3 separate regions of the Mus musculus genome follow, and regions 2 and 3 are each linked to region 1. A link is a contact called in ENCODE Hi-C or POLR2A ChIA-PET data. All regions are on one chromosome and are shown on one strand. Each heading gives the region's core, a stretch centred on a gene start or an enhancer-like site at or near the end of the contact. The rest is flanking DNA. Distances are from core to core; before and after follow the strand shown.

Region 1 (3,074 bases), core at 360-2,859:
ACCCACCTGGCCCGCCCACCAGCCCTCATCTCCTGAGATGGCTGCATCCCTGGACAGCACCTCCACACGGTCGCCCTTCCTCAGGGCTAGTTCGTCCTGCCCATTGGGCTCATAGTCGAACAGGGCTGTCCAGACAGGATTGGCATAAGCTGCTGTTGCCTTCGGAGACCCCTCCGGCCGGACTCCACCGGTACCCCCGCCGCCCCCACTGCCACTGCCGTTCCATGACCCCAGCGGGCTCTTGAGGAAGAGGTTCTTCAAGGGCTCCATGGCAGGGAGCCGGCGTTGGAATGTGTGGGGGACCTTCTTCGGGTGCCCGTGGTATCCACCCCCGCTGGCTTGTGAGGCCCTAGAGCCGGAACCTGGGCATCCGGGCCCTGGCCCTCAGCCCCAGACCCACGCCTCTCTGGGGAGCCAGGAGTGTCGCCTCCCGGCCCCCCGCATCTCGGGCTTTTGGAGGAGGGCACCAAGGGCAGTGTGGTCAGGCTGGAGGGGTGGGGCCCACTGGCCTCCGGCGCCTCACCATGGCTGAATTGGAGCAGCAGAGTCCCTCAGTTCCGAAGTAGTCCTGGGAACCTGGCTTCAGCGCCCGCCTACCGTAAGGTGGGGCCTGCCAGGGTCAGCGCCCGGACTCTGGTTGTTGTCTCCAGGCACAAGAGGTAAGAGAAAGTCCCCAGTTGAGCCGAAGCTACCTCTTCTTGGGCTAGTGCCTTGGGCCCCGACAGCTCCGACCCCGGTCCCTTCTTCCTCCTCCCTTTGTACTTTGGCCCCGGGGGCGGGAGGCAGAGGTGGAGGGTGGAGTTTCACTTTTTTCCGCTCTTCTCCCTCCTGCAGGAAACAGCATCAGATGACGTGGGCGGGTTGCACCGCTCCCCTCCCGGAGGCTCCCGGCAGCTGTGCACGGGAGTTCCCGGGGAGGTTGGCCAAGAGAGGTAGAAGGCGGGCCAGGTAGTTCCTCCCGCCTCCCCCGCCCCCAAACACACCGGCACAACTCTAAGCCTTACGTTAGGTGCTCCTCTGCTCACGGTCGAAGTGGATCTCTGCAAAGACAGAGAAGAATCCTTGTGTCTGAATTCTCATCAGCCAAATCACCCTTGTGATTGCCTCAAAACCAAAATCTGGTCTTGGCTACGAAGTTGCAGAGCTCTTTAAGATTCGTTCTTTCCATATATGAAATAACAAGATACCCTGCTTTTCAGTGCTAGAGGGGGATGTGAACAGAGAAGTTTGGGACTTCAAAATCGGCTTACACTTGAAGCTCTTGGAACCATTTAAAATTATCTTCCTTTCACCCGAGAGGCAAAAACCTGAAACTGTCGTTCAGAACTTTGCCCGGGATTAGATTCAGAGTTGAAGGGCCTTCAACAACCTCTTCGTTAGTTCATCACTTGTCCTGTGTCTGTTACTTTAAGAAAGCCTATGTCATCCTGTTCGACTACTCAGGCCTGATCAGGATCACTCTCTGCTTCGGCTAAGCTCTGACCCGGAAGTAGAGGCGTAAGCCAAGCGACAACCATGATTTACGGTCTCGCACTAAGGAGAGGCGGCCCAAGTCGGGGGTGTGACCCGGTAACGCAAACTGGAAGTAGCCGTGAGGAGTCCCATTCTCCAGCTTTTCCCCGCCTCCTGTAACGCATTGGAAAAGCTTTGCGCCAGTCATCAAGTCGTTACCCAATGGCGACTCACCCGGCCGTCCCATATTTTGGTGGCTCTAGAATTTGACTGCGCGCGCGCCTAAGATACCTCTGCATCCCGTCACTTCGCTACTTCTCCGCGCTTGCGCACTTCTGCCGCCAGGTTTTCCTTTTCCGGGTCCCAACAGGTTCTAACGGGCGCATGCGCCAGTGCAGGCTGGCAGCTCGCGGCTCCTTCTTCCGGCCTCCCCTTTGCGCCGGCACCGGTAGAAGCGGGGCGAACGCAGAGCCCCAAGCGAGTGACCTGCGACCCCGGAAGTGGACCTCAGGGTCCCAAGGATTTCTCCGGTCCGGAGCCAAGGGACCTATCACTGGCACTCCGAGAGCACCTATTCCACGCCCACCTCTGGATGCCGCCGACGGGTGCCCAGCCCTTGCCCTGCGCCTGCTTTCAGGCTCGGCGCTTTACAACAGTTCTGGGCCACCGGAGGGGGCCCAGGCCCCGCCTCTGATGCAGTCCCACCCCAGTATCCCGGCCTGATCCGCTGACTGCCTGGGCCGGCCCCGCCCCCTGCCTGTGCCCTCACCCTACCAATCCCCTCCCCCGTCTGGGGGAGGCCATGGCGTGAAATCTAAGTCGGACCCCGGGACCCTCGGGCGCCAGCGGGGCATGGGCCGGGGGCCGCCCCCATGAGGGTCCCGGGAGGAGGGCGTGCGCAGCAGCGGCTGGGCCATGGGGTCTCAGGTGTTGCAGATCCTGCGCCAGGGGGTGTGGGCCTCGCTCACTGGGGGATGGTTCTTCGATCCGCATCAGAGCACCTTCTCCAACTGCTTCCATCTCTATGTCTGGATCTTCTTGCTCATCTTTCCCTTCTTGCTGTACATGGTGAGAGGCTGCCACCACCTGTAACTATGGCGAGAGGGAGTGTAGTCTGGAGGGATGGGCATCTTGAGTCCTGGGGCGTGGAGTGAAGCGAGTCACTGTAGAGTTCACTGTAGAGTTTACTTTGGTTTTATATAGAGGAAAGACCAAGTCTTTTCTGCATGGAGTGACCTTGAGCGCCTCATTTAATCTACCCGGTTAAACAGAGGGCTACCCCTAACAGGGCTCTTTGTACTGTTGCATGAAGGGGTGATGAAGTTTTGTAAACCGATGAATCCTAGTTCTTTACAGTGGTGGCAGGTACACCCTCAAGGGAGCAAGGGTTTTGTGAGAAAGGATCCAACTTAACTGTCATCTCCAGGTCCTGCCCCCCAGCCTGATGGTGGCTGGAGTGTACTGCCTGGTGGTAGCTGTCATCTTTGCTACCATCAAGACTGTGAACTATCGCCTGCATGCCATGTTCGACCAGGGCGAGATTGTGGAGAAACGCAACTCTACCATGGGGGAGCAGGAAGAAGAGGCTGCCCAGGGGGAGAGCAGTCTCCCAAGGTGAGTGG
Region 2 (3,074 bases), core at 273-2,772, 320 kb after region 1:
AGCCACTTCATCAGTTAAATCAAGCATGCTCCGACCTGCACTGAGCCTTCCCTTTCCACACCCAGCGGTGCAATGGGAGCATTGGGAGGAGGACGGGAAGCCCGAGACAGGCGGCACTCACTTTCACTATTTGCTGGTGGTCAGAAGGCACCATGTGCTCCCCCAGCACCTCCTGCACCACATGCTTCCTCTTGCTGGCCTGAGACATGCTGGTTTCTGTCCAGGGTTGTTAGGGTGCACAGACTGTCAGTTCTTCTTCCAGAATTATTTGGATGCCAGCCTTAGAAGCCAGGACTGCTTTCAAGAGAAGCAGCCTTATACGAAAAAGTGCCACCTCGCCCTGTTAAAAACATGCACTTTAGGGGACAGCAGGACTTGCTGCTCTGGCAGAGAACCAGGTATGGTTTCCAGCCACAGGGGATTCAACGCCCTCTTTTGAGACACACATGCAGGTAAAAACACTAATACACATAAAACATGAATGAAATCATTGAAAGACAAATCACAGACTTAGCCAGGTGCTGGTGTATATCTTTATTCTTAGCACTTGGGAGGGAGAGGTAGGCAGAAATTTGTTGAGTCCTGGGCCAACCTAGTCTACATAGGGAGACCGTAAACCAAAAACAAACAAGCAGGACCTTCAAGGGCCAGGGAGATGTCCTATGAGCCAGCACCCACATCAGATGGTTCACAACCACCTTTAACTCCAATTCAAGGGCATCCACCGCCCTCTTCTGGCTTCCGAGGGCACTCACAACACCACCCATGGGGGACATCTTTAAAAAAAAAACAAACCAAACCAGGAAACACAGGTTTTATAGTGTCAGCTGAGACGTCAGGGTGGCTCAAGCCTTCGATCTCAACACTAATCCCAACCCACGGAGCACGGGGCCGGCCCTCTCAATAACAAAGAAAAACTAAGTAAATCGGCGAGATCACGGAAACTACCCAGCACAGGGCAAGCCCTGAGTCCTACGTCTCAGTCCTGTTAGGACGGCGACGCCTCCCCCTCCCAGGCCGATCGGTCATCCCGCCAAGCTCTCTGAGCGAAATCTAAGGTGAGCTGCGTTCCGCCACAGGCTTCAACACCCAAGGCAGGAGAGCCACACAACGACGGCCTCCCGACACATCCCAGGCACGGAGCGACCGACGCGGCGCCCAGCACGAGAGCTGCCCACGGAACTCACCCGCTCGGCGCCACACCAGCACGCTCCGCTTTCCAGGTTGACGGCGACAGTAGCTCGTCCACGACGCGCCTCGACAGCGAGGGACCAAAGAGCAAACAACTGTGACCTGCAGGTGGCCCCGACGGTAACGCCGGTCTGGACGCTCGGCCCCAATCCTCCGTTGTTCCTCCCTCCCGTCTGCCGGTCTGAGGTGACAGACCTGAGGAAACCGCGCCGGGAATTGCGATTCCGGGGCGCTCAGAGGTCCTCCGGATTTCCCGCCCCCTCTTCGTCCGTCCCTTTAACTCTTCCCTCCATCAAGTGAGGCAAGCCTAAGTTCCGAGTGCGGGGCAGGAAAACGCATTCTCCTCGGAGGTCTCGATCCCACAGACCGGAAGGGCCGCTGGAGAAACAAAAGCCATCGAAAGCCGGATGGCTTCTTGAGAGGAACCGGAAAACAGCGACCCCCGTGGGCGCCGCGGCTGGCGATTGCGCGTCAACTCTATGGCTCCGGGTAGCTAGACCTGCCCAGTTTGGGGATTAGTTTTGAAGGTCGCGCATAAAACGACCCGGAAGCGGAAGTCGAGGAACCGTCTCGTAGCTTGAGGTCTGGGCGGGAGCGGCCGAGTGGCGCGAGGAGCCGTTACCAGAGCCGGAGCCTCCGGTGAGCGTGAGAAGCGGAGTGGTGCTCCGGCTGGCGTGCGGTGGCGGCGCGCAGAGGCGGGAGGGAGGGGAATCCATCGCGGAGGCGCGCCTTTGCAGCGGGGCAGCCCGAGTCTGCGGGAGGGGCGATGCGCGGTGTGTCCGGGTGGCGGCGCGTGGAGGGGGCGGGGCGCTCGGAGCGGGGCGGGGCCTCAGGGCGGGGCCTGCGGGACCTGAGAGGCGTGGAAGAGGCCGGCAGCCCGAGTGAGGGCGGCGAGGCTGGCGAGAGCCGCGTGCTGTTCCTACCACGTGTTAGTTCCCAACGGGGTCAGTGTCTGTGTAGCCAGGGTCGCGGGCTGTGAGGGCTTCAGGGCGGACCTTGACTACTGAGTCTGGGAGTCGCTCTGTTGCCTTAGGTGCGCCACCAGCTAGTGCAAGCTGATATATCCAATATACCCAAAACCAGGACCCACGGAAAGTGGAAATTTCCGAATAGCCGGGGATGGGTTGGGGGGACTCAAGGGAGCAGCCACAGTAGCTGTGGTAGGATATTGCCCTTGGGACTTGTGGTCTTCAGCCCTAACCTACTTTTCTTTTTTTTTTTTTTTTTTTTTTGGCGGGGGGGATTCCCAGGTTAAGCCTGATCACGATGACAACCTCCCAAAAGCACCGAGACTTCGTGGCAGAGCCCATGGGGGAAAAGCCAGTGGGGAGCCTGGCCGGGATTGGTGACGTCCTGAGCAAGAGGCTGGAGGAAAGGGGCTTTGACAAGGTGTGGGGGGGCTGCAAATGCCAGGGAGGGGTAGGAGCGAAGGTTGGCAACAGGTGGTACCACGCAGATTGGGAGTGAGGCCCACACATGTTTGGGGGGTACCTGGGGAGGCATGGTGCCTCCTTCATTTTTGTGTTTTGTTGAGACAGGGCTTCTCAGTGCTAGGATTAAAGGTGTGGCTCACTGTCCCCTGCCCTTTTGTGTGTTTTAAATATCACGAAAATGAAACTAGGCATAGTGGATTGTGCTTATGACCCTAACACTTGGGAAGTTGAGCTAAGAGGATTCCCGTGGGATTTAATGCCAGCCCTGACAACAAAGGAACAAACCCTGTCTTTCTTTTTTTTTTTTTTTCGAGACAGGGTTTCTCTGTGTAGCCCTGGCTGTCCTGGAACTCACTCTGTAGACCAGGCTGGCCTCGAACTCAGAAATCCGCCTGTCTCTGCCTCCCAAGTGCTGGGATTAAAGTCGTGCGCCACCACTGCCTGGCAACA
Region 3 (3,074 bases), core at 318-2,817, 300 kb after region 1:
TGGGGCACCGGAAAGGAATCCGCTGAGACTTTGCCATGCTTTCCCCAACATGCCAGGGGACCTAGAAATCTTAGTGAACAGGACCCTGCCTCTGAAGGCGCTCAGTCTCGGGGTGGACCTTCAAAGGTGCCCATCCCCCACACCAAACCACACCAGCGAGGTGCTACACCGGAAGTCCAGAGAGGAGCAACGACTATCAGATGGGAGTGTGTGAACCCTTAACTTAAACCCTTAACCCTTTACTCAACCCAAAACAAAGCAACCAAACTAAACAAACAATCAAACAAACAGAAACCCAGGAAAAGTCGAGAAAAGCATGTAATCCCAGCCTGGGCTACATAGTTAACAGGCTAGACAGAACGGGAAAAACAAAAAAAGGAGGGAAAGCATATACATGCACAAATGTGCCGAATTTGCACTCAAGCCTGGAGTGGCCATGCACACGAGAGGCTGACAGAGGGACTGTGGTGGGTTTGAAGACAGCCAGGGGTAAGTAACAAGTACTAGACCTACCTTTACAAAAAAAGAAAACTAGAAACAAACCATCACTCAGTATCACCAGGTTTATAGGCACAAATTCAAAGAGCACTCCAAAGCCTAGTTAAAAAGGTCCAATCCAGCTGGGCGGTGGTGGCGCACGCCTTTAATCCCAGCACCTGGGAGGCAGAGGCAGGCGGATTTCTGAGTTCGAGGCCAGCCTGGTCTACAGAGTGAGTTCCAGGACAGAGAAAACCCCTGTCTAAAAAATAATAATAAAACGGTCCAATCCATCAGTCTAGGGGACATAGGATGACGGTAGCGTTCGCTAAAAGAAAGAGTATTTTCCAACTCTGGATGGAGCCCCGGCACTAGGGAGCTTGCTTGGACAGTCACTGGAGAGGGGGCTGCCCACAGAGAGACTTGAGGCACAGAGCACCACGAAGCGATCAGAGTGGAAGGGGAAGGAGGCAGGGGAAACTTCTAGCTCCGGAGATGATGACCCAGTACCATGCTAAAGTTCTTACGGCTCTACGACTACCATCTTAGATGGCGCGAGAGGGTGGACGGCGCAGTCTCTACAGGTGCGCGTGCGCAGAGACCAGTAGCTGGCAGGCGGGACCGCGCACCCTCAATCAGTCCCTCCCGTGAGCCTTTGGAGGTTCCCAGGCAGGCCCCGGAAACAGCCCCTCTTAGTTTCCGGCAACAGGAACGGGGCGGTCGCGCGACCCGGAAGCGTTCCCATTTCGCGTCGTCTGGGCTAGGGTAGCGGCCCGGCTCCAGGCGGACGCAATAATCATGGGGTCGTCAAAGAAGCACCGTGGCGAGAAGGAGGCGGCCGGGACGACGGCTGCGGCCGGGACTGGGGGCACGACCGAGCAGCCGCCACGGCATCGCGAGCATAAGAAACACAAGCACCGGAGCAGCGGCGGCGGCAGCAGCGGCGGCGAACGACGGAAGCGGAGCCGGGAGCGTGGGAGTGAGCGCGGGAGCGGGCGGCGTGGGGCGGAAGCCGAGGCCCGCAGCGGCGCGCACGGTCGCGAACGAAGCCAAGCGGAGCCCTCGGAGCGGCGCGTGAAGCGGGAGAAACGCGATGACGGCTACGAGGCCGGTGAGGGCGGGGCCCGGGGGCGGGGCAGGGTCTTGGGATGCCCAGGACGGAGGGTACGGGAGGACCTCGAGGGCCATCTGCCTCTCGGGTTAAAGACGTCCTCCGGGTGTTTGGGGTTAAACGTTGACGTCTCCACGTTAAGCTTTAAGAAGACAGGAGTCTTCCTGCCTTCCCTGTCTTCCTGGCACTTCACAGCAATGCATTGGGTGGGTGAATGAGGTGGGACGAGCGTGTACAGACAATCGACCAATAGCTCATAGCGGAGACATGAAGCAGTAAGATAGGCTTGGGTCTGAACCAGCGCTGTAAGCCCTGTTGAGAAGTTTGGGCTTTGTTATGAGGATGGTAGGGAGCCAAGGATTTGAGTAAGCAAGTGACTTGAATTGCATGATATTTTATGAAGATCAGTGGGTTGAGAGCTTGTCAAACGTAGGACCAGAGATCAAGAGATCGGGAGGGAGGTCCAAGCAACCAGGTGAGGGCTAATAGTATGCATGTTTCTCTATGCAGCGGGCCGGAGAGAAGTGGACAGATTGAATAGGAATTCGGTCTGATTGGCCTGGTGAATGGAGGTGTCATCTGTTGGAACTGAGTTTAGAAGAGAAGCAGATTTGAGGCAGGGGAGAATGACACAGTTTTGGGAGAACTTTATGTTTGGTGTATATGGGAAACCTTACAGTTTAAGTGAGATAGAGTGACTTTGGGCTGGTGTGTATTCAGGAAACCAAAGAAGTGCCTTAGAACATGTGGAATGAGAACGAGAGTCAGGCATAGAACCTGCTAAATTCCAGTAGTTCAGTTGTGGGCAGAGGAACATGTTGAGGAGCATAAATAGTAGCCAGTGGCAGGAACCCACAGTCTGCCCATAGGATCTATGCAAAGAGAGCATTGCTGAAGTGTGATCCACCACAGGACATTAATCTTTTAAACAAAGGATTGTTTTTATGTTAATGCATTTGAGTATTTTACCCTCATGTGCCCGTGCCAGCAGAGGTCAGAAGAAGGCATCGGATCCCCTGGAACTGAATTAGATGGCTGTGAGTTGCCATATGGATTCTGAGAACCAAATTTGGGTCCTCTGTAAGAACAGCAAGTGCTCTTATCCCCTGAGACATCTCTCCAGTCTCCAGATCAGAAATTTTCTTGAAAGTAATCTGCTAGTTGGAAAAAGGGAGACTTGGGACTTGACAGTTCCCACAGAAAGTGGAGTGGTGCCAAGGCAGAGAAAGGGACTGTTGGGTTAAAGAAGAGAGTGACTGCAGTGGTTGAATACGGCAGAGATTTTTGAGAAGATGCCCTCCTGGTAGGGCCTGGTTGGGGGAGCTAAATTTGATGCATCTTCCTCTGTATGGTGTTTGTTGAAGTTCTCTTCTGTTTGTGGGATGGGTAGAGCAGGTCCAGGGTGCATGCCTGCTTATTTATGTTCTTGTTTATGTACATGTACCTGTTCAGCAGCCATGGATGAGCTGGGTTACCCTGAAAGGGG

The links. Hi-C counts contacts between places; a loop is a spot of excess contacts on that map. ChIA-PET counts read pairs that join two places held with the same protein, here RNA polymerase II (POLR2A).
Region 2: a map of left cerebral cortex shows a loop between it and region 1 (4-fold over the local background). The contact joins the promoter of Banf1 here to the promoter of Pcnx3 in region 1. A Hi-C loop is called at or near these places in 1 of 37 maps with a recorded cell type or tissue (left cerebral cortex). POLR2A ChIA-PET finds 5 or more read pairs at or near these places in 2 of 5 experiments (Patski and embryonic stem cell).
Region 3: a map of heart shows a loop between it and region 1 (2.2-fold over the local background). The contact joins the promoter of D330050I16Rik here to the promoter of Pcnx3 in region 1. A Hi-C loop is called at or near these places in 1 of 37 maps with a recorded cell type or tissue (heart). POLR2A ChIA-PET finds 5 or more read pairs at or near these places in 1 of 5 experiments (embryonic stem cell).

What each region holds. Positions count from the first base shown.
Region 1 is chr19:5,687,443-5,690,516 of GRCm38, reverse strand. Pcnx3 (pecanex homolog 3) reads left to right here and starts at 1,609. Exons shown (of 35, transcript NM_144868.3): 1 at 1,609-2,520; 2 at 2,879-3,066. The coding sequence starts at 2,368. Map3k11 (mitogen-activated protein kinase kinase kinase 11) reads right to left here and starts at 1,386. Exons shown (of 12, transcript NM_022012.3): 1 at 1,251-1,386; 2 at 1,005-1,040; 3 at 1-828. The coding sequence starts at 270.
Region 2 is chr19:5,365,324-5,368,397 of GRCm38, reverse strand. It overlaps Banf1 (BAF nuclear assembly factor 1), which reads left to right and starts at 1,522. Exons shown (of 3, transcript NM_011793.3): 1 at 1,522-1,830; 2 at 2,442-2,580. The coding sequence starts at 2,458. It overlaps Eif1ad (eukaryotic translation initiation factor 1A domain containing), which reads right to left and starts at 1,585. Exons shown (of 6, transcript NM_027236.2): 1 at 1,188-1,585; 2 at 122-340. The coding sequence starts at 208.
Region 3 is chr19:5,386,829-5,389,902 of GRCm38, reverse strand. It overlaps D330050I16Rik (RIKEN cDNA D330050I16 gene), which reads right to left and starts at 1,567. Exons shown (of 1, transcript NR_033224.1): 1 at 1-1,567. Sart1 (squamous cell carcinoma antigen recognized by T cells 1) reads left to right here and starts at 1,200. Exons shown (of 20, transcript NM_016882.3): 1 at 1,200-1,588. The coding sequence starts at 1,276.